Linked DNA regions of Homo sapiens: all the other regions are linked to region 4. The links are chromatin loops, found by intact Hi-C in ENCODE. Cell type or tissue: PC-9. All regions are shown on one strand. Region 1 overlaps NDFIP1 (Nedd4 family interacting protein 1). Region 2 overlaps SPRY4-AS1 (SPRY4 antisense RNA 1). Region 3 has its middle 100 kb from the start of SPRY4-IT1. Region 4 has its middle 140 kb from the start of FGF1. Region 5 overlaps SPRY4-AS1 (SPRY4 antisense RNA 1). Region 6 has its middle 79 kb from the start of SPRY4-IT1. Region 7 overlaps RNF14 (ring finger protein 14).

What was found. Hi-C counts contacts between places; a loop is a spot of excess contacts. Peaks named below come from ENCODE experiments on the same cell type or tissue, not always from the same donor. Only the 100,000 strongest peaks of a DNase experiment are listed, where the experiment ranks them.
Region 1: a loop joins it to region 4, with 14 times the contacts of the local background. A loop is called at or near these places in 96 of 110 quality-filtered maps.
Region 2: it touches region 4 in a loop (8-fold over the local background); 42 of 110 quality-filtered maps call a loop at or near these places.
Region 3: it touches region 4 in a loop (11-fold over the local background); 6 of 110 quality-filtered maps call a loop at or near these places.
Region 5: it touches region 4 in a loop (6-fold over the local background); 23 of 110 quality-filtered maps call a loop at or near these places.
Region 6: a loop joins it to region 4, with 5 times the contacts of the local background. A loop is called at or near these places in 2 of 110 quality-filtered maps.
Region 7: it touches region 4 in a loop (13-fold over the local background); 21 of 110 quality-filtered maps call a loop at or near these places.

Annotation. Positions count from the first base shown.
Region 1 is chr5:142,150,285-142,154,284 of GRCh38, forward strand. It overlaps NDFIP1 (Nedd4 family interacting protein 1), which reads left to right. Exons shown (of 8, transcript NM_030571.4): 8 at 1,447-4,000. Among named protein-coding and RNA genes, the nearest start is that of NDFIP1, 44 kb to the left of the region's middle. In PC-9, CTCF peaks have their summits at 1,767 (motif pointing right) and 1,971; a DNase peak (open chromatin) is centred at 1,817.
Region 2 is chr5:142,354,903-142,358,902 of GRCh38, forward strand. All of the region lies in intron 3 of SPRY4-AS1 (SPRY4 antisense RNA 1), which reads left to right. Among named protein-coding and RNA genes, the nearest start is that of SPRY4-AS1, 32 kb to the left of the region's middle. RefSeq lists enhancers at 158-959, 960-1,761 and a silencer at 1,799-2,448. In PC-9, no CTCF peak of the experiment used is centred here; a DNase peak (open chromatin) is centred at 2,189; H3K4me3 peaks cover 2,078 bases; H3K27ac peaks cover 2,776 bases.
Region 3 is chr5:142,213,587-142,217,586 of GRCh38, forward strand. No RefSeq gene overlaps it. Among named protein-coding and RNA genes, the nearest start is that of SPRY4-IT1, 100 kb to the right of the region's middle. RefSeq lists a silencer at 2,822-2,991. In PC-9, no CTCF peak of the experiment used is centred here; a DNase peak (open chromatin) is centred at 2,475; H3K4me3 peaks cover 453 bases; H3K27ac peaks cover 1,048 bases.
Region 4 is chr5:142,546,538-142,550,537 of GRCh38, forward strand. No RefSeq gene overlaps it. Among named protein-coding and RNA genes, the nearest start is that of FGF1, 140 kb to the right of the region's middle. RefSeq lists an enhancer at 3,953-4,000. In PC-9, CTCF peaks have their summits at 2,403 (motif pointing left) and 2,608; a DNase peak (open chromatin) is centred at 2,494; H3K27ac peaks cover 709 bases.
Region 5 is chr5:142,444,150-142,448,149 of GRCh38, forward strand. The region is part of intron 3 of SPRY4-AS1 (SPRY4 antisense RNA 1); the gene reads left to right. Among named protein-coding and RNA genes, the nearest start is that of SPRY4-AS1, 120 kb to the left of the region's middle. In PC-9, no CTCF peak of the experiment used is centred here; DNase peaks (open chromatin) are centred at 1,272 and 2,222; H3K4me3 peaks cover 1,374 bases; H3K27ac peaks cover 4,000 bases.
Region 6 is chr5:142,237,609-142,241,608 of GRCh38, forward strand. No RefSeq gene overlaps it. Among named protein-coding and RNA genes, the nearest start is that of SPRY4-IT1, 79 kb to the right of the region's middle. In PC-9, no CTCF peak of the experiment used is centred here; a DNase peak (open chromatin) is centred at 2,013; H3K27ac peaks cover 1,229 bases.
Region 7 is chr5:141,990,191-141,994,190 of GRCh38, forward strand. RNF14 (ring finger protein 14) reads left to right here. Exons shown (of 9, transcript NM_004290.5): 9 at 1-102. Among named protein-coding and RNA genes, the nearest start is that of GNPDA1, 21 kb to the right of the region's middle. In PC-9, CTCF peaks have their summits at 2,368 (motif pointing right) and 2,574; a DNase peak (open chromatin) is centred at 2,331.

The sequences.
Region 1 (4,000 bases), 400 kb before region 4:
CAATTTTCTTTTTTGCTTCTGCTTGGCTTTTAGAGTTCCTCATATTTTTGTGTCTCTGTCTCTGTGCTTTCCGAGGTCTTTCAATCTCTTATGTCTCTCAATCTAAAGAAAAGATGTCCTTGTATCAGTTTCAGTGGTTTACTTCAAATCACAACACAAATGAATTTATAGTTTGGAAAAATGTTGATAATATTAAAATATGTTCATTTCCTCCAGTGTGTTTGTAGTCTCTCTCCATTTTGGCAGCCTTTTAAATACTTACGCAGTAATCTAATCAGAAAAGATACAGAAGACACCGGGCATAGTGGTGCACGCCTGTTAGTGCCAGTCACTTGCGGGGCTGAGGCAGAAGGTTGGCTTGAGCCCTGGAGGTGTAGGTTGCAGTGAGCCGAGCTCGCGCCACTGCACTCCAGCCTGAGTGACAGACTCTTGTCTCCAAAAAAAAAAAAAAGAAAAGAAAAGAAAGAAAAGACATAGAAGAGTTTCTTGTGGCTTTTATAGTAATTTGGAGGATAGAAAAGTAAGTTATAGGCCGATATTTGAGCCCATCCAACTCTCACTTCTTGCTGAGTACCACAAAATAGTTTCTCAATAAATGTTTATTAAGCAGTAAATGTATCTCTTTAGTGTTTCTTCTTTTATTCTTAATAGTTCTTCTTTTATTGTTAATATAGGGAATTACTTGTAGTTTTTCCCAAGTTATTTTCATGAGAACCAAAACAATATACTAGTACAGAAATGCCTCAAAGTATTAGATGAAAACTGCATTTAGTAAAATGCGTAGGCATTATTTCGAGAGCATTTATTTCAGTCAGATATATTCCTTTCTTAAAATTTAGTTTGAAAGTACATGTATTATTTTAAGAGAAACATGCCCCAAATACAATGACTTTTTAGGAAAACTTGTTTTTTAAAAGTATTTGTGGTACCTGTGAGTTTATCCTTGTTTTCTAATTTTGCCATGCTCGGTTGAGGTATAGCATGACATGGTTGGCATCCTTACTGGAAAGCTTCCTTGTGCAATATCTAGTGGAATTGTTAGGGTAAACAGTATCTTCAGGTATATTAGGAAAATTACTTGTGCACTTGGATTATGCTCTCTGTCCCAAGTTTCAGTCATTGCTGACAGCGTTCAGTGTGGGATGCGCAGTAGCACTGCTTCCATTGTATTCTTTTGTTAAGAGGTTTGGAAAGAGAGACTCCTGACTTCAGGAGTTTTTAGAAAAAGCATTCCAGTTTTTTCTAGTTCTAGAGGCCTTGATAACTTTAAGAACTGAAATTTTAATGTTTATTGAATACCGTGATGTCAGTATACAGTAATCTTAAAACTATGTTAAAATGCACTTGTGTCTCCAAACATCCTGCCTTCTTTTGTGACTACATCCTTCTCTTAGCCAAAATAACAAGCTAACTAGAGTTTCAATATTCAATATCCTTCTCTGGCAGATGTTTTCTGGCAAAGGCCTTCCTGCATTTATGAATTCTCTCTCAAGAAGCAAGAGAACACCTGCAGGAAGTGAATCAAGATGCAGAACACAGAGGAATAATCACCTGCTTTAAAAAAATAAAGTACTGTTGAAAAGATCATTTCTCTCTATTTGTTCCTAGGTGTAAAATTTTAATAGTTAATGCAGAATTCTGTAATCATTGAATCATTAGTGGTTAATGTTTGAAAAAGCTCTTGCAATCAAGTCTGTGATGTATTAATAATGCCTTATATATTGTTTGTAGTCATTTTAAGTAGCATGAGCCATGTCCCTGTAGTCGGTAGGGGGCAGTCTTGCTTTATTCATCCTCCATCTCAAAATGAACTTGGAATTAAATATTGTAAGATATGTATAATGCTGGCCATTTTAAAGGGGTTTTCTCAAAAGTTAAACTTTTGCTATGACTGTGTTTTTGCACATAATCCATATTTGCTGTTCAAGTTAATCTAGAAATTTATTCAATTCTGTATGAACACCTGGAAGCAAAATCATAGTGCAAAAATACATTTAAGGTGTGGTCAAAAATAAGTCTTTAATTGGTAAATAATAAGCATTAATTTTTTATAGCCTGTATTCACAATTCTGCGGTACCTTATTGTACCTAAGGGATTCTAAAGGTGTTGTCACTGTATAAAACAGAAAGCACTAGGATACAAATGAAGCTTAATTACTAAAATGTAATTCTTGACACTCTTTCTATAATTAGCGTTCTTCACCCCCACCCCCACCCCCACCCCCCTTATTTTCCTTTTGTCTCCTGGTGATTAGGCCAAAGTCTGGGAGTAAGGAGAGGATTAGGTACTTAGGAGCAAAGAAAGAAGTAGCTTGGAACTTTTGAGATGATCCCTAACATACTGTACTACTTGCTTTTACAATGTGTTAGCAGAAACCAGTGGGTTATAATGTAGAATGATGTGCTTTCTGCCCAAGTGGTAATTCATCTTGGTTTGCTATGTTAAAACTGTAAATACAACAGAACATTAATAAATATCTCTTGTGTAGCACCTTTTACTGTAGATTAGTGCTTAATTTCTTGGCTTGCATTTGTTGATTGCTAAGGCAATTTTTTCTAATCTTAGGGAATCATTCAGTAGATGCGATTAAAAAACTAATGTTGGGTCAATTTTTTTCTTCATTTTCAGCACAAGAAGTCCTCTTATATCCTACTAAATACATTCCTAAAAATGTATTTGAACATTGGTTCTGTAAAAGATAATGGACTAAAAAAGTAGAGAGGAGTTGTAGAGATCTTAAATCATTCTGGAATTCCTAATTATGCTTCAATTTTTAGACATAATTTTAGATAATTTATTTCCAGTGTTTTCTGCATGTTCTCATTTGTTCTTTTTCTCAGTTGAATGCACCAACTGGTTTGAGTCCTGTGAGCATTCAGTCAGTTGAAATTAAAGATTCCTCATTTCTCCTGATTTCTATTCTTGTCTCAATCTTAAATTTAGAGACCAGTTGTTTTTATGATATCAGCCATTTGATTTTTTTCATTTTCTATTTAAGAAATATGAAGAAAAAATACACCAAGATGGTCAAATTACTACACAAATCAGCACCAGCACAGTCTGATAGCTGCAAATGTCCATTCATCTGCTGTGTATGTATATCCAGAATCAGCATAGGAAGTCGTTCAGGATATCAGTATATAATGCACAGAAGTGTGGGTTGTTTGAAAGCCAAACAGGAAAATTAGGAGCCTCCTGGATTGACATTTCAATGATCCCTCTAACCAGTTTATGGATTATTATGAATAATAGTGTAGTGTGTTCTTTTTCAGAAGTTATATTTGATAATAGAGAAGGGAGTTTTATGGAAGTTTCTTTGAAGATTTTTTTTTTTCCATTTCGAATCAGATTATAGCAACAATGGAGTTTGGAAGTTTGTATGGCCTATAATGTTCTAAGTTCCAGAATGAAAAGATCTGTAACAATCTGAATAGATGTGGACACATATAGCAGAGAGAACTATGTAAATTATCTTGCAGAACAAAATAGAAGGGTCCTAAATCACGTTAACTCAAACATTGTAGACTAGCTTTGTGTTTATTCTTCAGGTCCTTGCGCCTTATTTGGTTTTGTATATTCAACGAACTGAAATATTTGGAATTCCTATTTCTACGTATTTGGTGGTCCATAAGACTTTGTCAAATGTAAACCTACAGTTTGATACGCTTTAAAATACCTAGTTAAGAGGATGATTTCTCTTTAATCGTTTAAATGTTCTGAAAATTAAAATCTTTTGAGGCACATGAAGTGGGCACCATATATCATCTAGAGTCCTTACTGGTATTCAGGATGAAAATGTTCACGCTGCATTAATTGTCATTTTTCTCTCCCATGTTCTTTCTCACTTTGATACGTTAATACTGATAATGGATAAAGAGTGAGTTTTTATAATAAATGGTTTTGGAAAGGTATTCATAGGAACCGCGGTTATTTACTTAAGGTTATGGAGTAAACTAGCTTGGACCTTGGGCTGCAGGACGACTAGGATTCACCCATAAC
Region 2 (4,000 bases), 190 kb before region 4:
CTCCCAGGTTCAAACAATTCTCCTGCCTCAGCCTCCCAAGTAGGTGAGATTACAGGCGCCTGCCACCATGCCTGGCTAAACTTTTTTTTGTATTTTTAGTAGATACAGGGTTTCACCATGTTGGCCAGGCTGGTTGGCCAGGCTGGTTTCAAACTCCTGACCTCAGGTGATCTGCCCATCTTGGCCTCCCAAAGTGCTAGGATTACAGGTGTGAGCCAGCGCGCCTGGCCTTCTTACTGCACTTTATTTTATTTTATTTTATTTTATTTTGAGATGGAGTCTTGCTCTGTCACCAGGCTGGAGTGCAGTGGCGCGATCTCGGCTCACTGCAACCTCTGCCTCCTGGGTTCAAGGGATTCCACTGCCTCAGCCTCCCAAGTAGCTGGGACTACAGGCGGTGCCACCACGCCCGGCTAATTTTTTGTATTTTAGTAGAGACGGAGTTTCGCCATGTTGGCCAGGAGATGGTCTCCATCTCCTGACCTCATGATCTGCCTGCCTCGGCCTCCCAAAGTGCTGGGATTAACAGGCGTGAGCCACTGCGCCCAGCCACCTTACTGCATTTTAAACCCAAACTTTAAATATCATCTAGGTCAGTGGCTCTTTTTTTTTTTTTTTTGAAACAGAGTTTTGCTCTTGTTGCCCAGGCTGCAACGCAATGGCGCCATCTCAGCTCACCGCAACCTCCACCTGCCGGGTTCAAGTGATTCTCCAGCCTCAGCCTCCTGAGCAGCTGGGATTACAGGTGCACGCCACCACGCCCGGCTAATTTTGTATTTTTAGTAGAGACGGGGTTTCTCCATGTTGGTCAGGCTGGTCTCAAACTCCTGACCTCAACTGATCCGCCCGCCTCGGCCTCCCAAAGTGCTGGGATTACAGGCGTGAGCCACCGCGCCCGGCCCTAAGTCAGTGGCTCTTAACCCTGGTTGTACACTAAACTCACTTTTGAAGTCTTACAGAAATGCCAGTGCCTAGGCCCCATTACCAAAGATCCTCATTCCCTTTGTCTGAGGTGGGGTCAGGGGTGTCAGTGTTTTTGAAAGCCTCCCTGGGAATTCTCATTTGCACCTAGGTTGAGAAGTACTGTATCTAGTTCAGTGTCTCATTTTCCTTATAGGAAGCTGTGAGGCCGAGAGATGAAAGGAAAGGCTCAGGCGATATAGCAAGAGCAGAAGGACCCAAGCCCCTTATCAAGGCTTGTATTCAAGGGGAAAATGCAGCCCTGGGGCTGCCCTTCACTCGGTCTTTGGGATGAGACTTCTGAGCTCTTTCCTGATAATAATGTTTGGACCTTTCCAACCCAGTTCTTCCTAGCACCCTTGCCTTTTCATCCTTGGATGCCTCAGGTCAGACCCCTCAGAGAGGTGTCCCTACAGAAAGCCGCTGTTCTAGAATGTGACCCATTAAAAAACTCATAGCACTTGTAGATGTGAAATAATCCTGTTCATTCATTTTTGAGAATCTAAGCCCCCTGTGGGCAGGAACCGTATCTGTGTTGTTCCTGCGGTGCGGGGGCTTAGAGTAGTGACCAGCACTTAGTAAAACATACTCATTAAATGACTGAATGAACGAAATCCCAGGAGGCCAGTTGAGTAGTTTTTTTTTTTTTTTTTTTTTTTCCTGGTCCCGACCATCTGATTCTCATTACTTCTACAGCTCGGGAAGTCTCTGCTTTGGCATTTTATAAACCTCCTGTGCGTACGTCGACATTTTAACCATAAATCCAGAGTTTTGGGACTGCAAAACTCGAGGCCAGGGGATTGGGGGAGGGGGATAACTACCCGGAGGTCCGAAGCCCGGCGGAGCTGCCCTGGGGTTGGGGGGAGGGACGGGAACCCTCGGGAGGACGCCCCTCCGCCCCCTGCCCACCCCCTCGGCGGGACATGGCCCCGGGCCGGGACGTCCTTCAGATTGGTGCGCCGCCGCCGCGGCCGTCTCCTCCCGTCGGGCGGGGTGGGGGGTGGTGAGGGACGCGATCCAGGTCGTGGCCTGGCGGCGGCTCCGGCCACAGCCCCCGCATTCCGGCCGCGCGCCCCCGGAGGTGACGCCTTGAGGAAGCTGTATTTTTTTGGGGGGGAGCCGCAGGGAACCGTTGGGAGAGGGGCCCTGTGTGTGTCCCTTTAAGAGCCGGAGCGCTGCCTCCGCCTCGCAGGCGCCCGGAGCCTCACAAAAGAACAGGATGTTGTTGATTTGTCACCAAACCACAGAGAGGAAATGATTGTAAATTTCCTTTAAACATCCCCACCGCGCTCCGGCCGCCCCCGCTTCCGCCTCCTCCGCCCCCGCCCGGTTCGGCACAGCGGGGCCTCAGCGCTCCCGCGGGGCGCCTGCTCCCCGGCCGGGCCACGGGCCGAGCGGCTCCTGGGCGCCTGCGGGAGGAGCCCCCGGCCCGGCCGCTGCCCCAGCTCGCGTTCCAGTTGCTTTTTCTACAGTTGCAGCGGAGGAAGGTCCTGGGCTTTTGTGTGAGCCCGCGCGCCGCCCTTCTCTCCGGGAGCGAATGGGAACCGCGCGCGGGGAGCTCCGTGCTGTGTCTAGGGAGCGCCTTAGCGCGCCATCCCCGTTTAGCCTCGCAGCTTCCCTGTAGAGGCAACAACCGTTATCTCCTTCGTTAGGGTCTGGAGGGAAACTGAGGCCCAGGTTAGTTACGTGAGCCGAAAGTCACCAGCTCTTGGAACGCTTTGGGGGCTCTTGGAACACACCATGCAGGTTTAGGTCACCCCAGACCTTATATTTGTGAATCAGTGAGCGACCGGAACATTCTAGAATCCCCAAGTCATCAAAAGTGGCAATTTACATTGCGAAGTCCAAAGCAATGATTGCCAAGTCCAAGTTTTTTCGTGGGGGAACGTCCCTCACCACTTCCAGCCGGGCATCCACTTTTCAGAAGCTGTTTGGGTCTCAGTTTCTACTTTCACTCCATTTGCTTGTAAGATTTCAGGAAGCCTCTGGTGGAGTAAGTGTTTGCTCCCAACCTGTGGCCCATGTTGGAGTGGTGTGGTCTGTGGTCTAGGAAAGGGCTGCCTTTGCTGTACAGAGTGTTCTTTTGGAGCAAGTAATGCTTATTCCGGCATAGGCTGCACTGGGCTTCTTGAACTAAAAGCAGCAGCTAATGTCCTAGACACCGCTGAACAGAATTCTCTCATTTCATCCTTTGACCAGCCCCAGGAGGTAGAGGTTGCTTTTCTCTTTAAACAGTTGAGGAAGCAGGTTCAGAGAGGCTGAGGAACCGGACCAGCTTGCACATTGTAAGTGGAAGACAAAAGACTCATTTAGTTACCACATTCTGATTACTGGTGATGTCTCTCTTTAATACTTTGTCTTATTACTCGCTTGCGGAGACAGGTGGTGAAGAGAATACAGGATATTTTTGTTGGGTCTTGTTACCTCAACTTCCAGGGAGCTCTGGGCCGGACTCCACTTTCTGGGAATAGAGTTAGGTGGCCAGTGCTCTCAGACTGGAATCTTCCCTTTGCCAGCCTTATGAGAGGTCCTGAGTGGCTTGGGGACTGAGGTGGAGTTCTTTTCACTCTACTTGAATAGGAAAATGGGCTCCTTTAAACGATTACCTGGAGTTGGATTTCTAAGGCTGAATAGCCCCAGTCCAATGCAAGCCCTTCTATTCAGATTTCTCAGCTCTAGGGGGCAATGGTAAGAGCTGGTGAGATGTATGGAGGGTTGACTTTGAATATTAAACGTGCGGTTCCTAACAGCTAATGTTTTCGTGTGCCTGCTATGTGCCATGCACTGTGCCAGGTGCTGTGCACGTGTTTTCTCATTTGATCCTAAGCCACGAAAAGTTGGTACCCAGAGAGGTCGTGCACCTAGAAATGATGGAGCAGGGGTTGGCATTTTTCTCCACAGAATCCCCTGTGTCTGTGCAAGAGGTCATCCAGGCACCCCAGAAATGAGACCACAGTTGCTTGCCTTCAATCATTTAGAAAGCCAAGAGGGTCCTTGGTGCGGGTGGATTTTGAGAGAGAAAGACAGTGGCCTTTGGCTC
Region 3 (4,000 bases), 330 kb before region 4:
AGAGTCTTGCTCTGTTGCCCAGGCTGGAGTGCAATGGTTTGATCTCGGCTCACTGCAACCTCCGCCTCCCAGGTTCAAGCGATTCTCCTGCCTCAGCTTCCCGAGTAGTTAGGATTACAGGTGCATGCGCCACCACGCCCAGCTAACTTTTGTATTTTTAGTAGAGATGGGGTTTCACCATGTTGGTCAACCTGGTCTCGAACTCCTGACCTCGTGATCCGCCCGCCTCAGCCTCCCAAAGTGCTGGGATTACAGGCATGAGCCACCGCACCCAGCCCTGTTATTATTATTATTATTATTATTATTATTATTATTATTAGAGACAGGGTCTCACTGTTTTCCCAATGCTGGTCTTGAACTCCTGGCCTCCCTAAGTATTGGGATTACAGGTGTGAGCCACCACTTCTGACTGGTACCATTATTATACAAATATAAAATGAGGAAACCGAGGCACAGAGCGGTCAAGTGAGTTGCCCGAGGATACACAGCTAGTGAATGGCTGATCGAGGATTCAGATGCAGGGAGTCTGGCCTCAGAATCTATAGCCTTCACCCTAACACACTTGGTTTGCTTCCCCCAGAAAACAAAGGGCAATGGAAGAACCTGACCATGGAGTGGTGATCGGGCTGGGCTTCTAGTGCTTTTCCTATTACCACAGGCAGAAAGCCCCCATCCCTACTTAGTCCCCTGGGTACCTGGGGCATCTCACCATTACTAGCATAGGATTTTGTGATTTGCAAGACATGTTTACACATCTACAATTTCTCTGCCCCTTCCAGCAATCAGGTGGGGAGGACAGAAGAGAGTAATTGTTATTTCTTTCTTACCAAGGCTCATAAAGGTGAAGCAGCTTGCCCGAGGTCACCCAGCTAAAACAACACAATAGGTTTTCAGGTTCCCAACGCAAGTTCTTTTATCTATACAGTCATCTCCCTTTATCCACAGGGAATACGTTCCAAGTCCCCCAGTGGATACCTGAAACCATGGATAGTACTAAACCCTATATGTGTGTAATATGTTTTTTTTTTACTATACATACATACTTGTGATAAAGTATAATTTACAAATTAGGCACAATATGAGCTTAACAACAATAATAATAAAATAGAACAATTATAACAATATACTACAATTAAATTTATGTGAATGTGGTCTCTTTTTTTTTTTTCCTCACTCTGTCACCCAGACTGGAGTGCAATGGCACAATCTCGGCTCACTGCAACCTCTGCTTCCCCAGCTCAAGCGATTCTCCTGCCTCAGCCTCCCAAGTAGCTAGGATTACAGGCATGGGCCACCACACCCGGCTAATTTTTGTATTTTTAGTAGGGACAGAGTTTCGCCATATTGGCCAGGCAGGTGAATGTGGTTTATTTCTAATTTTTCTTTCTTTCTTTCTTTCTTTTTTTTTTTTTGAGACAGAGTTTTGCTCTTGTCACCAAGGCTGGAGTGTAAATGGCATGATCTCGGTTCACTGCAACATCTGCCTTAAAGGTTCAAGCGATTCACGTGCCTCAGCCTCCTGGGTAGCTTGGGATTACAGGCACCCGCCACCACGCCTGGCTAATTTTTGTATTTTTAGTAGAGATGGGGTTTCACCATGTTGGCCAGGCTGGTCTTGACCTCAGGTGATCTGCCCACCTCAGCCTCCCAAAGTGCTGGGATTACAGATGTGAGCCACCGCGCCCAGCCTCTTTCTAAATATTTTACTGGATCATGGGTAACTGAAACTGCAGAAAGGGAGACCGTGGATAAGACAGAGAGACTACTGTACCATCCTGCCTTTTGCTGATGCCAAGGGTAGTTCCTATACCTGAAAAACATAATATAAAATACTATCTTGGGGTCGGGTGCAGTGGCTCACACCTGTAATCCCAGCACTTTGGGAGGCTGAGGCGGGCAGATCGCTTGAGGCTGGGAGTTCAAGACCAGCTTGGCCAATATGGTGAAACCCCATCTCTACTAAGAATACAAAAATTAGCCAGGTGTTGTAGCATGCCTGTAATCCCAGCTGCTCAGGAGGCTGAGGCACGAGAATCACTTAAACCTTGAAGGCAGAGGTTGCAGTGAGCCAAGATCATGCCACTGCACTCCAGCCTGGGTGAGAGAGTGAGACTCCATCTCAAAAATAAAATAAAATAAAATATTGGAACTAGACAGTCTCTTAAAGCCATGCAGTTTATGTTTGAATATGCTTGAATACCTCCAGTGATAGGTAACTCACTACCTATAAGAGGAAACTAGAGAGTGGATCCTGATGGTATACAAGAAGGAGGTGGCCTGGGACATGGCTGACCTGCTGACCTTGGAGATTTTTGCCCCACAAATGAGGCTGCAGGATTGAGTCTATCTGAGGAATGTCCTGCAGCCAGGCCCACAAGGTGTCCCTCCCAGCCCTGCCCCAGAGCCCTCTCAATCCTTCCTCTCTAAAACCGCAGCCCCTCCTTCAGAAGGAAGCCCTCTCTGCACAGACTGGTTAAGGTTTATTAGTCCTTAAAATTCCTTCGAGATGAGTTGGTATTTATTTCCCTGCAAAGCTTATGTAACCGTAAGAGGATACTGGGGCTGCCAAAGCTGTCTGTGGTTTGGATGGGGCTCACAGCGGTTTCTTCTGGGAGCTAAATATTATAATGAGTGACCTCATACTATCATTTTCTTTGGAACCGAGTTGTGCTTGTCCCAGTGGTACCCGGAGCTACCTCCCAGGCCCCTGCTGTTTTGATTCAGGCCAGGACCAGAGGGTAGAATGAAGGGAACAGGGAGAAAAAATTAGTCTGTTGAGCCAACTTGTTCACTCGGCTTCCGGGGAGGCTGAGATCTGGGTTTTCAGCCAGCGCCGAGCGCTGGGTGGCCACAGTGATTGGACTGCTGGGGAAATTATGGGAAAGGCCAGCCTTCCAGCTACTGTCTGTTTCAATCTGAGCTTTTGTAAGGATGCAGATTTGGGACTTGGAACAGGAATGGGTTGGGGAGGATCTGACTGCTGAGTGGTCACGGGCCAATCCTTAGGAACTGTTGAAGCTTGGGAAGTCTTGCATGGGGAGCCTCCAGCTGTTGAGTAAGAGGCGCCATTCGTGGAGCACTTGCTGTATACCAGGCACGAAGAAAAGCACTCTGCCTGCATTCACCAGGGGGGCTGTGTAAGACAGTGGGTTGGAGGGTCGACATAGTGTGGAATGGCTGGGTCTGTGTCCCAGCTCCACCACTTAATGTCCGTGTGACACTGGGCAATGATATAACCTATATGTCCCCATCTCTAAACAGTGGTGATGACAGCCCCCCTGTGAGGTTGTTAGGAAGATTAAATGTGATAATGCAGACAAAATGCTTGCACAGTGTCTGGTATAGAAAAGAACTCAAAAAATGTTAGCCGTCATTATCAGCGGCAGCATCTAACTGGATCCTCATAGCATCCCTAAGGGGTAGGGTCTCTTGATCTCCATTTTGCAGGTGAAGAAATGAGACTTGAGGGGTCATGTGGTTAATGAGCCACAGGACTAAGATATGAAAACTTCACTCTAGTGTCCCCTTGGCCTGGAGGTGGAAAGGGTGGGGTTTACTGCATGGATTCCTTCCTTAGGGAGCTTGAAAGCTGCCACGTGCAAGGCTAGGGAAGGGAAAGAGCTGGATTCCCTGGCCATGGAGGTCTACACTGGGAGAAAAATGGTTCTTAGAAAAGACTCTGAGGAACCTACTGGATGGTGAACTTCAAGAGGGATCAGGAATCATGTTGGTCTTGCTCACCACCACGTCCCAGTTCTGAGCACAGCGCCTGGCACCATGGTTTTTGACTGAATAAGTTACATTTGCAATGATCCTTTGAGCATTTTCATTTTAACAAGAAAAGCCTGGCTTCTTTCTCTGTTATTAACTTTTTTGACCTCAGTGACACCATGCAGGTGGCATCTACTGGGGCTGATAAATCCCCTTGGGAATAAAATGCCCAAGGCAGATGAGGGGAACACAGCTCTGGGGCCCAAGAGAACCCACAAGGGAGAGGGAA
Region 4 (4,000 bases):
AGGCTTCTTATATGATAGAGAATAAACTTTTATTTATTGGAGGGTTTCTGTTCCTCACAGCTGAACCTAATCTCAATTCAACTAGCTAAATATTCCTCCAATTAGAGTGCTTAGCGACAGGCTCCACAGTATCATTCTCAGCTGCTGAGAACAATGTGCCCATTCCTGCCGAGTCATGGAATCTTTACTCCAAGAGATGGTAATATATCATCAAGATCATTCTAAAAGCTTAATGCAGTGAGCATCACTTAATACCTGAATACCAAAAAGTGAAAATAATGGTTTCATGTCTAATGGGACTTGAGTTCACATGTCCCCTCAGCCACAGGGACTTGTGCTGGCAGACACCACTGTCCTCTGCTTTGGTATTTCTATCACTTGGACTCTAGATATAGGTGAATAAAGCCAACATGGTTTGTTGTTTTTTTTTTTGAGATGGAGTCTCGCTCTGTCGCCCAGGCTGGAGGGCAGTGGCGTGATCTCAGCTCACTACAAGCTCCGCCTCCCGGGTTCACGCGATTCTCCTACCTCAGCCTCCCGAGTAGCTGGGACCACAGGCGCCCGCCACCACACCGAGATAATTTTTTTGTATTTTTAGGAGAGATGGGGTTTCACCGTGTTAGCCAGGATGGTCTCGATCTCCTGACATTGTGATCCACCCATCTCGGCCTCCCAAGGTGCTGGGATTACAGGCGTGAGCCACCACGCCCGGCCAAAGCCAACATGGTTTCTAAAGACAGATGAGAGAAGTACCTACCATTTCCTGAGGCTGGCTTTACCAAGGACGTAACACGTGTAAATTATTCAAACAATACAGAAATGTATAGTAAAACGTGCCCCATATCCCATGACCCCTTATCTAAAAGTCATGATGTTAAAAGCTTTCAGGATATCCTTCTAGATATTTTCCATGTATGTAGAGCCCTTCCTTTTAAAAAGCACACATATACACACATATATATAAACATAAATGGGATTGTACTGCACACACTGTAATATACTTTGCTTTTACATTTAATCATAGTTCTAAACATCTGTCCAAAACAGCATATATATACATCGACTTCTGACTGCATAGAATTCCATTGTACAGTAGATGTACCGTAATTTATTTCACCAATTTCCTGTTAATAGACATTTGTTTCCAGAGTCTTGCTCTGGAAGTCTGGACAAAGATTGCTGCAACGGATTCCTTTGCACATCTATCTATGTACCAATACATTGGTAGACGTGATTCATAGAATTGGAGTTGCTAGGTTAAATCGTATGTTAAATATCTAAGTAGTGCTCCCTGCAGTTACGTTCCCAGCAACTGTGCCAAAGCTGCTTTTTAAACTCAGATGGAAACCACAATTGGACATTAACTTTATTTCTTATTCACTTATTACTTTTGTTATCTGGGTTTCTGTTCAGAGAAAGAATGACGTCTGACTTTTGTTCAAAAGACAAATGAGAAGCAGGTGAGTGATCTGCTTCAGTATAATGCTTTCTTTTGTTTAAAGTGCATTATGGGCAAAAGTTCTGTCTTATTGCTGAAAAGATGCTAGTGATTATTCTTATTCAAGAATTCAAGATATAGGCAAACAGGAGGTCAAGGCTGCAGTGAGCTGTGATTGCATCACTGCACTCCAGCCTGGGCAACAGAGCGTGACGCTGTCAAAAAAAAAAAAAGATAGAGGCATATTAAGCTCTCAAGAAATGATGGAACTAGCAGAAAATCATTGGAGAGGCAGAATAGGGAATGCCACCAGGAATATAAAACCTGGTCTTCTAGATCCCAGGCTACAGAGGGGTTATTTCACCACAAATACAAAATGACTTTGAAAATAGAATTATATTCTAAATAGAATATAGGTAATAGAAAGATACCTTATTTAAAGACTGGAAGAAGATCCACATTTAGGGCTCATCAATATACTGTGATCTCTGACCACCCAACCCTATACTTGACACTTCCCCTCTCTTCTCAGAATCTTTTAAAAGCAGTCTCAGAGTATATGCAGCAGTAGTAGTGGTGATGATGGAGATAATGGAGTTTTTTTGTTTGTTTGTTTTTTCTTTATCCCCAATATCCAGCGAGCTGCTTGGATAAATGCTTAAAACAAGATGAAAATCTTTGTCCTGGATCTGTACATCCGTGTACTCTTTTTGCATCTGCTCTGCTGATATTTTCATGCTCCCTTGACACCTGCCTGCTATTTTAGAAGAGGTCTTTGTATCAAAGGAGGGGTAGGGGAGTCGGGCATTTCCTCTGCACTAGCGAAAGGGCTGCGGGGGAGCCTGAGCCCCAGCCTCACTTCAGGTGGCAGAGGCCTTGCTGCTGGTCTTTCTTGGAGAGGCTGTCTTAGAAGTAGGTAGCACCCTCTCCTGGGCTAAATGCAAACGATCTCTGTGTGTCCTGAAATCATCTGGGATAATAGCAGGCATCTCCTTTTCTCTGGCAAGCTCTGCCCCATCACTGCCCCCTCCTGGCCCCTTCTATTTTTTTTTTATTTGAATGCCACACTGGACCATTTACAAGTCCAAATGAGTCAGATTGGAGATTCTAAGTAAGACTGGTTAGGGAGCAGGAACTTATTTGAGTACTCACCGTGTGCAGGGCAGGGATGTGAATATAAAATGAAATAAAAGCTTGGAGTCAGTATAGATAGAGAATATGAAGACTGAATGACTAAATGTTTATAAAATGCTATTTAAACAATTCCCAACATGCTAGAGGAACTCTGCATATGGTAGAAATCGTATAGCGGTGAGGTGATGTGTGCGACCTGGCAGTCTCTTCATGAAATGGCAGACCCTGAGAAAGGAGTTGTCCAAAGGAGGAGGGTAGAGCCTTAGCTTGCGAAGTCTCTGGAAAGAGATACACTGGAAGTTTCTTTTATTGAACAATTTAACAGAAAACTGCAAAATTCAAACTTTCAGGACTCTCCTACCACCACCTTCTACCCTCTTGTCTTTTCTTCACCAGTCATTTGTTTTTCTCAATGACATTTGCAGAAAATGAAGACATTTTAATGATACCTTCTCCTTTCTACTCAGCATTCTGGTTTCTGCTTCATCTGAACATTTACCCTAATACTTCATCGAACTCCATCTACATGCTACATACTGATGACCATGGCTATTGTTCATTTTATCCCATAAGTCAAAGATTGTGTCTGTTTTGCTTGTTCAATTGTCAGTGTAACAATAATGAAAAATAATGGTAATAACTGTCACTTAGTGAGTTTTTACCTGAAGCCAAGCACATAATCATTTACCATTCTTTCAACTGATGCTCACAGTTACCTGATGGGATAAGAGCTTTATTATCCCAGTTTTTACAGATGAGAAAATTAAGGTTCAAAGCTATTCAGTAACTTGCCCAAGTTACAGAGATGGGACCTGAGCTTGGAAGTCTAGCTCTAAAGACCTTGTTCCTGTCCACTGTGAATATTGTTCTGCTTAGTATTCACAAGTAATAGATGAACGTTCAGGAATTCAGTGACTAAGGAAATAATCATGTTTCCAGGTATAGTTCGTTGCATAAAAATTAATGTGACTTGAGACATCACAGAACTGAGCTAGGAGGGAAGTATAGCATTTCCAGTGTCTTCAGAGCAGTTTGTTAATAGAAGAGGTGTTGAGAGCTGGGTTGGCTTATTCCTAACAGAGCACAGAGCACTGACCTCCAGGGACACAGCCAAGACTTACTGAATACTTACTATGTTCCAGGCAGTGGGCTCAAAGCCCAGCGTGTTTTTCTATTTAATCCTCACAACAACCTCACCTTACAGAGGAGGCTCAGAAAGGTGAAGCAACTTGCCCAAGGTCATCCAGCTAGTGGTTGGTGGAGTCAGGACACTTCATTGCTCTGCTGGACTCCTCTCAGGTGCCCCTGGGGGAACTTCAGATTGTCTTATAGGCCCCAGCTTCCCAAAGGATGCCCTCTGAATGGAGGGAGGAAGTTAGAGGGAGGATCAGGGTCTACCAGGAGGCTGCCAAAGGTGTGCTCTGGGAA
Region 5 (4,000 bases), 100 kb before region 4:
ATAGATGAAGTAAACTGAGGCACAAAATGTTTAAATATTGCCTGTTACACAGCTAGTACCTATGGAGCGAGAGTTTAAACCCAGGCAATCTGATTCCAGAGCCAGTACTATTGACCTCCAAACTATGCCACCTCATGTAATAGAACTTACAACTTTTGGAGTTGATGTGGGAATTAAATGAGATAATGTTGATATATATAAAGACACTTGAGGCAGTTCTTAGCACATGAGGTGTATTCAAACTCATCAAGAGAAAAAAAGCTGCCAGTAACTTCTGACCTATATTCTGTGCTCTCAGTAACATGAGCAGAGAAAAGCAATTCTTCCTAAGAGATCCTCAGAATTCTCGGAACTGGGTCTTGTTGACTCTCTTTGGGTCCCATATCTGTTGCTGAACCAGTCATTACGGCTAACAGATGTCAGTGTTCCACTGAGCCAGGCTGGTTCATGGGCCCACCCTGAAGCTGAGGGTAGTGTTGGCACCACCTGAGCCACCTCAACTAAAAAGTGAAGGAGGGTTGTTTCTTTGGAGCAAAAAAAAAAAAAAAAAAAAAAAAAAAAGGTAGCATTACTAGAGGTAGAGAAACAAGAAGTCCTCTATATCATGCATTGACACTAGCAAAAGAGGCTGTCTGGATTTCTTGGGGAAAAGACACATTGTAGCTGATGAACTGAACAGAGAGGGTGGCCAGAGGCCCTTCCACTAAGTCCTGTTGAATCCTCCAGCATAGAGTAGGGAGGAAAGAGGGTTGGAGGGGTTTGGCAAGAATCACCATCTTTTTATTTATTTTTATTTTTTTAAATTTTAAGTTCCAGGATACTTGTGCAGGACATGCAGATTTGTTATATAGGTAAATGTGTGCCATGGTAGTTTGCTGCACCTATCAACCCATCACTTAGGTATTTAGCCCCCCATGCATTACCTATTTATCCTGATACTGCCCCCTCTGCCCCTGCTCCCACCACAGGCCCCAGGGTGTGTTTTTTCCCTCCCTGTGTCCGTGTGTTCTCATTGTTCAGCTCCCACTTATAAGTGAGAACATGTGGAAGAAGCACCATCTTTAAGGCTCAACCTGCTATGTCACTAGGGGCAGCATTCAGAGAGGTCGTCAGGAAGTCCATGGTCAGTTCATTGAATCTGCAGGAGGGTAAATAGGACATAATTACCCAAATGGCATGTGGGCAGGCCCCAGGCCATCCTGCAAGAAGTGCTGGGTAAGCATCTGCAACCACTAATGATGCCCCTCAAGGCCCTGGTGCTGCTCAGAGGTGGCGCCGCCAGCCCTGAAGCCCCTATTCCCATGCTCCTGGGTGAGTCAGGCTGTGTTGAAGGAGGGCCCCACCTGATTCACCAGTCCCACTTCCTTTACTTCCTGGTGGTCCCCACCCACACAGCCACCACACCCAGAGCAGCACTGACCAGTAGGACCAAAATTAGCTTCTGAGGCATAATGGGAAAACTTGGTCCAAGATCGGGTGGGCGATGGGTAAATTACAAAGGGACCCCGGGTTAAAGATATCAGCTCACCAGTTTCCACTTAAATCCCTACCACCTTCCACTTACTGGGGCCATTTGTTGCTGGAGTAGGCATAAGGAGACATTTCCTTTCGTGCCAAGTTTAAGCAGCTAACTCCTGTCAAGCATCTAAGGGTTAGTTCAGAAATGAGAGTGTACAATGGCACCAGCACCATAAAAATAACTGGATGGTTGTATTAATCTGTTCTTGGATTGCTATAAAGAACTACCCGAGACTTAATTTATAAAGAAAACTACCTGAGACTTAATTTATAAAGAAAACTACCTGAGACTTAATTTATAAAGAAAAGAAGTTTAATTGCCTTACGGTTCCACAGGCTCTATAGGAAGCATGGCTAGGGAGGCCTCAGGAAACTTACAGTCATGGTGGAAGGCAAAGGGGAAGCAGGCATGTCTGTCCTACATGGCTGGTGCAGGAGGAAGACAAGGGAGAGGTGCTACACATTTTTAAACAACCAAATCTCATGAGAACTCACTATCACAAGAACAAGGGAAAAATCCACCCCCGTGATCCAGTCACTTCCTACCAGGCCCCTCCTCCAACACTGGGGATTACAATTTGACCTGAGATTTGGGTGGAGACACAAATCCAAACCATATCAATAGTAGAGACTCAGCTGCTGTTTCACAACTACTTGTTTACTAGTGTGTGTGTTGGGAGTGAGGGTTCTAGTCGTTCCGGATATTATTTCTCAGGCTCATTTTTCTAAAGATGACTTCTACTTTACCCTGCCTTATCACATTCCATTCACTGATGACCTTGCTTAGTAATCAGTAAAAAATGAGACCAGCAACATCACAGCTTTCTCTCTCTCAGTTCTTCACTGAGACCCCAGAACCAACTCCTCCTGCAAACTCTGGGAACTTCATCCACAATATTTCCTTCTCTCTCCCTCCTGTTTCATCAGTCTGTGTTTTCTAACTCCTTCCTCTAAATCTATACTAAAATGACCCATCCTAAAAATAATCACCTTCCCACAACTTTCCACTCTCCTTGTAACTATCCGTACCCTTCCTCTCTACCAAATGTCTTTTTTTGTTGTTGTTTTAAGCGAAAGCATGTTTATTAGGAAAGCAAAGAAATAAAGAATGGCTACTCCATATGCAGAGCAGCAACTTGGGCTGCTGGACTAATGGTGCTTATAATTATTTCTTGATTTTTATGCTAAAAAAGGGTGGATTATTCATGAGTTTTCTGGGAAAGGGGTTGGGCAATTCCTGGAACTGAGGGTTCTTCCCCTTTTAAAACCATATAGGGTAACTTCCTGACATTGCTATGGCGTTTGTAAACTGTCATGGCTCTAGTGGGAGTGTCTCTTAGCATGCTAATACATTATAATTAGCATATAATGAGCAGTGAGGACGACCAGAGGTCACTGTTTTTGCCTCCTTGGTTTTGGTGCCCGCCACCAAATATCTTGAAAGATGTTTGCCTGCTATCTCCACTGCTCAACTCCAGTTACAGTCTGGTTTCTGCTTCTACCATGGCACTGAAATTGCCCTGCCAGGCTTATAGCAAGCAACTCTGAACTCTCCAGATGTTTTGAGAGTTTCATCCCTATCAGTGAAAACAAATTGAGTATGTGCCTCAACATATGAATATTTATTTATAAATTATATACATATGCTAATGTATAGATATTGTGTCTACTATGAAATATAAACCAAAATAAATACTTTAAGAGATGATTTAATTATAGAAGTTTGAATATTTTCCCTAGTGGATTGTCTTCTGCCTGCCTCTTTGGTCTACTTACCGATTTCAGTATATTTATTTTTTTGTCAGCTTTATTGAGACATAATTTAATGTGGTAAAATCAATTTTAAGTATACAGTTCAACGAGTTTAGACAAATGTATAAAGTCTTATAACCACTACCCCAATCATAATATAGAACATTCCAACACCTCCAAAAGATCCCTCTTTTATTTTCAGTGAATTCCTTACCTCTTCCCCGACCCCTAGCAACCAGCAACCTGCTTTTTAATCACTATAATTTGCATTTTCTAGAATTTCATATAAATTAAATCACACAGTAAGTAGTTTTTTTGTATCTGGCATCTTTCACTTACCATGATGCTTTTGAGATTCATTCACGCTGCTGCATGTGTGGGTAGTTTTTTCATTTTTATGGCTCAGTAATTATCTGTTGTATGAAGATGCTATAATATGTTTACTCATTTACCTGTTGAAGGACAGGAATTTATGACTAAAGCTGCTATGAGCATTGACATATAAATATTTGTGTAGATATGCGTTTTTATTTCTCTTAGGTAAATACCTAGGAGTGGGATTTCTAAGTCATATGGTAAGTATATGTTTAACTTTATCAGAAACTGCCAAACTGTTTTGTAAAGTGCCTGAAAAATTGCATCCTCATCTGCATCTATGAAAGTTCCATTTCCTCCCATATCCTCACCAACACTTAATATTGCCAGTCTTTTACATTTTAGCCATTGAGGG
Region 6 (4,000 bases), 310 kb before region 4:
AATTCCCTTCATCTTACTCTAGCGGGCTTTTGGAATGCATGTGTTCAAACTCCCACCTTTGAACTGTTTTCATGTATCAATCCTGGAAAGGTTTAAGACTTTGAGTAACAGAAAATGTTGTAAGTCATGGCCCTTAAACACATTTTTGGATTTAAAAATTAATTTTGCAAATAAATCATTGTGTGTTCTCTCTTGTCTCCACTCCCATTACCTTTCCCTAAAATGTGTTACTTCGTTATGGAACCCAGAGCCTCACACTGTACCAGAGCTTGGTGCATACGTGTTAGATGACTGATTGACAGGCTGACTCACAATCTAACTAGCCCGTATCTTATGGGATCTTTCATCTAAGAAGAGACACAGCATACTATACCATGCATGTTAATTTCCATAGCCTATACTTGCTTTGTTAATTTTCATTACAAACTATATTGAAGATATCAAAAAGCATATTAAATGCAAGATATAGAATGTAAAGAGGAATAATACAAGAACTACCACGGCACCCAGTAGCCAGCTTAAACACTGCAGCCTTACAAGCCCCGAGTGCCTCTTTCTGAGCACATGTCCCTCCTTCCCAGAAGCACCCACTGTTTTGTGTTGATAAATCACCTGCTTTCTTTATAGTTTTACCATTTGTGCATGCAAATCTAAACAATACATTGTATCCTTTTACTCATTTTTGAAATGTATACATGGAATCATACACTGTAGTTTTCTCTGATTTGCTTCTTTCACTCAACATTGGTTTCGAGGCCCATCCTAACTGATCTACATAGCTGCAGTTCATTCATTCTGCTAAAATATTCCATTATAAATAGCACCACAATTTATTCATGTATTCCACTGTTGATGGACATTAGAGTTGTTTCATTTTTTTACTATCCTGAGCAACAGGCCTGGGACTAGGGTGAGGAAGAGGGAAGTCACACTAGTTTCCTAGTGCTGCCATAACAAATTATTGCTAACTTGGTGTCTTAAAACAACAGAAATTTTTCTTCTCGCAGTTCTGGATGCCAGGAGTCTGTAATCAAGGTGTTGGCAGGGCCATACTCCTTCAAAGGCTCTAGCAGAGACTCTTTCCTTGCCTCTTCTAGCTTCTGGTGGCTCCAAGTGTCCTTGGCCCATGGCTTATGATTGCATGACTACAACCTCGGCCTTGGCCTTCACATGGCCTTCCCCTCTTCTCCCTGTGTCCCTCTTCTGTGTGTCTCTTCTAAGGACACTTGTCATTGAATATAGGACCCAACCAGTCTATCCAGAATGATTTCAGGCCGGGCGCGGTGGCTTACGCCTGTAATCCCAGCACTTTGGGAGGCCGAGGCGGGTGGATCACGAGGTCAGGAGATCGAGACCATCCTGGCTAACACGGTGAAACCCCGTCTCTACTAAAAATACAAAAAATTAGCCAGGCGTGGTGGCAGGCGCCTGTAGTTCCAGCTACTCGGGAGGCTGAGGCAGGAGAATGGCGTGAACCCAGGAGGCGGAGCTGGCAGTGAGCCGAGATCGCACCACTGCCCTCCAGCCTGGGTGACAGAGTGAGACTCCGTCTCAAAACAAACAAACAAACAAACAAAAAACAGAATGATTTCATCTTCAGATCTTTAACTTCATTACATCTCCAAAAACCCTTTATCCAAATAAGGTCACATGCACAGGTTTTGGGACACAGATGTACTTTTGAAGGGCTATCATTCAGCTTGCTATCAACACTGCGCGTGCAATATTAGAGACCACAACCTACAACAGTCCTGAAGGGGAGTAGGGGAGTACCACCTTAAGTTTTTTGCCCTAGGAGCCGTTCTTCCTCCTTCTGGTCCTGACCCTGCTGAAAAACCCTGCCATGAACATCTGTGCATACCTCCTGGTACCCTTGGGCAGGAGTTTTTCTAGAGTGCATAACATAGGACTGGAATTGCTGGGTAGTAGAACATGTGCATATTTGTCTTTATTAGCTAAGGCGAGGCTCTTTTCCAAAGTGGTTTTACCAGTTTATTCTACTATTAGTGGTGGAGAGCAGTTCTGTTGCTCCACATCCTGTTCTTGTTGCTCCAAGACCTGGCCTTGTCTGGCTTTCTGATTGTAGTCAGTTGGGTAAGTGTGGAAGAGTATCTCCTCAAGGAATTTTTTTTTTTTTTTTTTTTTTTTTTTTGAGACAGGGTCTGTGTCACCCAGGCTGGAATGCAGTAGCATGATCATATAGGTCATTGCACCCTTGAACACCTGGGCACAAGCAATCCTCCTGCTTCAGCCTCCCAAGTAGCTGGGACTATAGGAGCGTGTTACTGCAGCTGGATAGTTTGTTTTATTTTTTGTAGAAATGGGGTCTCACTATGTTGCCCAGGTTGGTCTCAAACTCCTGGCCTCAAACCGTCCTCCTAGCTGGGCCTCCCAAAGTGCTGGGATTACAGGCATGAGGCATCACACCTGGCTTCATCAAGGTTTTAATTTGTATTTCTCTGATTACTAATGAGGTTAAGTATATTTTCACATGCTAATGAGCCACTTGTATTTCCTCCCCTTTGAAAGGCTTTTTCAAGGCTTTTGCTCATGTTTATAATTTATTTTTGCTTTTTCTTTTTGGTTTGTAGGAATACTTTATATATTCTCCATACTAATCCTTTGTTATTTAAATATGTCCCAAATATCCTTTCCCAATAAGTTATCTCTTTCCCAATAAGTTATCTCTTTTTTTGTTTTTTTTTTTTTTTGAGATGGAGTCTCACTCTGTCACCCAGGCTGGAGTGCAATGGTGTGGTCTCGGCTCACTGCAACCTCCACCTCCAGGGTTCAAGCGATTCTCCTGCCTCAGCCTCCCGAATAGCTGGGACTACAGGCACGTGCCACCACACCCGGCTAATTTTTGTATTTTTAGTAGAGACGGGGTTTTCCTATGTTGGCCAGGCTGGTCTCGAACTCCTGACCTGGTGATCCGGCCGCCTTGGCCTCCCAAAGGGATTACAGGCGTGAGCCACCGTACCTGGCCTAAGTTATCTTTTTACTCTCTCTTTTAAAAATGTAGTTGAATTTATCAATTGTTTCCTTTATAGTTTGGGCTTCTGTTCTTGTTTAAAAAATTCTCCCCATTCTTAAGCATATAACAGTATTTCTCTCTGTTGCCTTTTAAAGGTTTTATAGTTTTGCATTTCATATTTAAGTCCTAGAATGGATTTTTTGGTATATAGTATGAGGCAGGGATGCAATTTTGCTTTTTTCTATTTTATTTATTTGTTTATTTATTTATTTGCATTTATTTATTTTTGAGATGAAGTCCTGTTCTATTGCCCAGGCTGGAGTGCAATGGTGGGATCCCGGCTCACTGCAACCTTTGCCTCCTGGGTTCAAGCGATTCTCTTGCCTCAGCCTCTGGAGTGGCTGGGATTACAGGCTCACACCACCATGCCCAGTTAATTTTTTTGTATTTTTAGTAGAGACAGGGTTTCGCCATGTTGGCCAGGCTGGTCTTGAACTCTTGAACTCAGGTGATCCGCCCACCTTGGCCTCCCAAAGTGCTGGGATTACAGGTGTGAGTCACTGAGCTGGCCACTCTTTTCTATTTAATTAACCAAGTGTCTCAGCACCATTTATTAAATAGTCCAGGCTTTACCCAATATCTGAAATGCCCACTGAGTCATAAATCAAGTCTCCATATATACATGGATATTGTTCTAGGTTCTCTGTTCTGGTCCATTGATCTATGTGTCCATCCCTTTCCAATACCACATCATTTTTATTACTACAGTCTCAATGGTAAGTTAAATCATGGTATCTGGTAGGGTAGGTTCCCCTCAATTTACTCTTTTTCATAAGTGCCTTGACATTCTTGGACAGTTGCTCTTCTATATACATTTTTGAAATAGCTTTTCAAGTCTCTTAAAAATGCCTGTTGGGGCTGGGCGCTGTGGCTCACGCCTGTAATCCCAGCACTTTGGGAGGCCGAGGCGGGCGGATCACAAGGTCAGGAGATCGAGACCATCCTGGCTAACACGGTGAAACCCCA
Region 7 (4,000 bases), 560 kb before region 4:
AAAGATTTGGGTAACTCCCCAAATGCCCTGTAAAACAAATGGGTTTGTGGAAGGTTGTGGTGTCAGCAAAATATATGATAGAATAAAGAGTTTTGTACCTACCTTAATTTCATGAAAGCCTTTTTTTATGAGTGGGTTGAGATTTGCCATAAATTAGTATGAATTTCATGGGCCTTTTTTCTTTTTGAGACAGGGTCTCACTGTCACCCAGGCTGGAGTGCAGTGGTGCGATCATAGCTCACGGCAGCCTTGAGATCTGGTCTCAAGCAATCCTCCCACCTCAGCCTCCTGAGTAGCTGCGACTGCAGGCACATAGCACCATGCCCAGCTAATTTTTTTTTTTTCTTTTTAGTAGAAATAAGGTCTCGCTATATTGCCCAGGTTGTGAACTCCTGAGCTCAAGTAATGCTCCTGCCTCAGCCTGCCAAAGTGTTGGGATTTACAGGCATGAGCCACAGTGCCTGGCCTCCTGGGTGTTTTTGGGGGAGTTTGAATAGTCAGTGTCTCTTCATTTTTATATAAAAGGTTTGGGTCTAGAGCTGATAAATGAAAATAAGCTATCAAATAACTTATTTATTTATTTATTTGAGATGGAATCTCCCTCTGTTGCCCAGACTGGAGTGCAGTGGCACAATCTCAGCTCACCGCAGCCTCCACCTCTCAGGTTCAAGTGATTCTCCTGCCTCAGCCTCCCAAGTAGCCAGGACTACAGGCATGCTCACCGTGCCCAGCTAATTTTTTTGTATTTTTAGTAGAGATGGGGTTTCACCATGTTGGCCAGGCTGGTCTCGAACTCCTGACCTAGTGATCCACCCGCCTCAGCCTCCGAAAGTGCTGGGGTTACAGGCATGAGCCACCACGCCTGGCCATAATTTTTTTTTTTAAATCAAAATAGCTCTGTGACATTTTAAGCTTGTGATCGAACTAACTTTAGGGCCTGCCTTTGTCAGTTGAGATGCATCTTGTTTCATCCATTTTTCTTTTAGTTTAAATTTTTATTATTATAATTTTTATTTTTTTAGCTACCCTATTAACAGACCATCCATTTTTTAAAAAGAAACTTTTTATTTTAGAATATAGATTGACAGAAAAAGTGCCAAGATTGTACAGCGTTCCTATGTACCCCTCACTTGGTTTTCCTTATTAACATATTAGTGCAGCACATTTGTCATATTAATGAAGTAGTATTGATATTATTAAGTAGAGTTCATACTTTATTCAGATTTTCTTAGTTTTACCTAATGTCCTTCTTCTGTTCCAGGATCCCTTCTAGGACACCACGTTATTATATTTAGTTATCATGTCTCCTTAGACCCCTCTCAGCTGTCACAGTTGTCTCATCTGTTTTTATTGTTATATAAACATTAATTATACCTTGGTACATCTGGATTGGGCAGGAGCCAGAAAACTTTTTGAAGACAGATTACCTAATCCTAGCAGGCTCAGCAAATCAGTGATTTCTTTTTGACTGAGGTCTTTTGTAGCTTTAAATCAGTTACTTCTCAGGATGCTTCAGTGCTGTGTATGCAGTTTTAGGCTGTTCACCTGTTCTGGTAATTTTCCTGCTCGGCTTCTTGAAAAACATCATTAAACACTGGGCAAGTTGATCAAGTCAGGAAGTCAGCTGGACCCATTAGACTGTGCCCTGGTGTGAGAATTAGCCTGCCATCTTGGCTAAATCCCGAAGTTTGTTGAGTAGATGTATCCCTTCCTGTTGACCTGTGGAGGAGCTGGTGAACGTAAGAAAGGCTCAGTATCAGAAGCCATATTCCCAGACAGATTTGTGGTGTTAGTCAGCAGTCTTTTTTTTTTTTTTTTTTGAGACGGAGTCTTGCTCTGTCACCCAGGCTGGAGTGCAGTGGCTTGATCTCGGCTCACTGCAACCTTCGCCTCCCGGGTTCAAGTGATTCTCCTGCCTCAGCCTCCCAAGTAGCTGGGATTACAGGTGCCCACGACCACACCCAGCTAATTTTTTATTTTTTATTTTTTTTAATTTTTAGTAGAGACGGGGTTTCACCATGTTGGCCAGCCTGGTTTCGAACTCCTGACTTCAAGTGATCCACCCATCTCAGCCTCCCAAAGTGCTAGGATTACAGGTGTGAGCCACCGCACCCAGCCCAAAGTCATTTGCCCAAAGTCATTTTTTTAGTAGTAGACAGTTCTAATTTACATTAGTAATCTCTTCATATACTTTGTATTTATTTTTTCTGTCAAGAGCAATGAGAGTTAATTAGAGGAGATAATAATAAAGTTGTTCACGTGGCTGTCTGCTTTGAAAGGGAATTTCAGAATTTTGACTGGAGTTTGGATCTCCCTCCTACCTAGTATTAACTTTGCCATAAGCATCACCAGCAGGTGGCAGCAGTTCCCATGTTCTAAAAATATCGTCACTAGTTAAGACAGGTATAGAGTATGTTGTTTTGTTACAGAAGTAGATTTAATTTCTGGTATTTAAATTTTCCTCATTATATTTCATTATAGTCTGTTTTATACTTTAGTAGACAGAATGGTATCTAACAGTACTATCAAGGCAGGAACAGCAGTATTATCAGAAATTTTTAAATACTCAAAAGTGTATGTGAACCACAGTTGACATCTTATGCAATTGTTACATAGTAGAGTGTCACTCCTGATAGTGGCACTTAACCTTCAACCACCAAAGTAGGGAAATTAAGTTGTATATAAAGCCCCTAAGTAGGACCAAGGAATTGTAACCCCATGGTGCCCTCTGATGCTGGTAAGAGTAGCCAGCCTGCTCCCCAAACCTTAGCTTAACTAAAAAAATCAGGCCAGACTGAGTGTGGTCAGAAATCTGGTTATGGGAGCTTTAGGGGTATTCTTAGCCAATGTTTATGGTAATAATCAACTTTCATCACCCATCGTTTAGACTGTACAGTTTCTCAGGTTGTCTGAAGATTTACCACTCCAAGGACTCCCACATTTCTCTGAGCCAGAGGATGCTTTGGAGAAGATTGTGTACATTGGAAACTTAGGGAGATTTGATGCTGAAGTTGCTAAGTACAAAGTTAACACAGTCACTTCTTTTCCTTGCTTGGATCTCCTTTTTTCCCTTCATTATAAAAACAAACCAAAAAAGGAAAAGCAGCTAAACTCACACTAATACAACATAAATACATGTAAATTTTAAAAGCGATTGTCTTACCCTCAGTACCATTCTACTTTTTGCAACCTATAGTATTTCCTAGAATAACTCACTTATTTAACAAATACTGATGGAATACCCAGCAATGGGCCTTACTCTTTTTCAAGGTGGTGAGAATGTAGCAGTAAATAAAACAGACATAATCTCCCTGCCCATGTGGAACTTAAATTCTGGCGGAAGGAAAGAGACACTAAGTAAATTATCTGGTTCATCAGAAGATAAGTACCATGGGTCGTGCGCAGTGGCTCCCTCCTGTAATCCCAGTGCTTTGAGAGGCTGAGGTGAGTGGATCACTTGAAGCCAGGAGTTTGAGACCAGTCGGGGCAACATAGTAAGACTCCGTCTCTCTTAAAAAACAAAAAAACACTAAAAATTTGCTGGGTGCAGTGGTATGTGCCTGTTGTCCCAGCTGACATTCAAGAGGCTGAGGCAGGAGGATTTCTTGAGCTCAGGCGGTCAAGGCTGCAGTGAGCCTTGATCACACCACTGCATTCCAGCCTGAATGACAAAGCAAGACCTTTGTCTCAAAGAAAAAAAAAGAAAAAAAAAAAACCATAGAAGTTGGGGAGAAGAAATAGGGAGTTAGGGGAGGCAGGGCAATGTTGGAATCTTAAAGAGTAGAGAAGACTCCATCAAGATAGCACTTGAACAAAGTCTCAGCAGTGTGGGATTGAACCTTCTGGACACCTGGGAGGAGAGAATTCCAGGCAGAGACAGCAAGGGCAAAGCCCTTGGGCTATGAGCATGTAAGAGGGCTCCAGGAACAGTGTGGTAGCCAGTGAGGGCTGAGGCAGACCCAGGAAGAGTGAGAGACGGGATGTAAGCATGTGGTCCTGT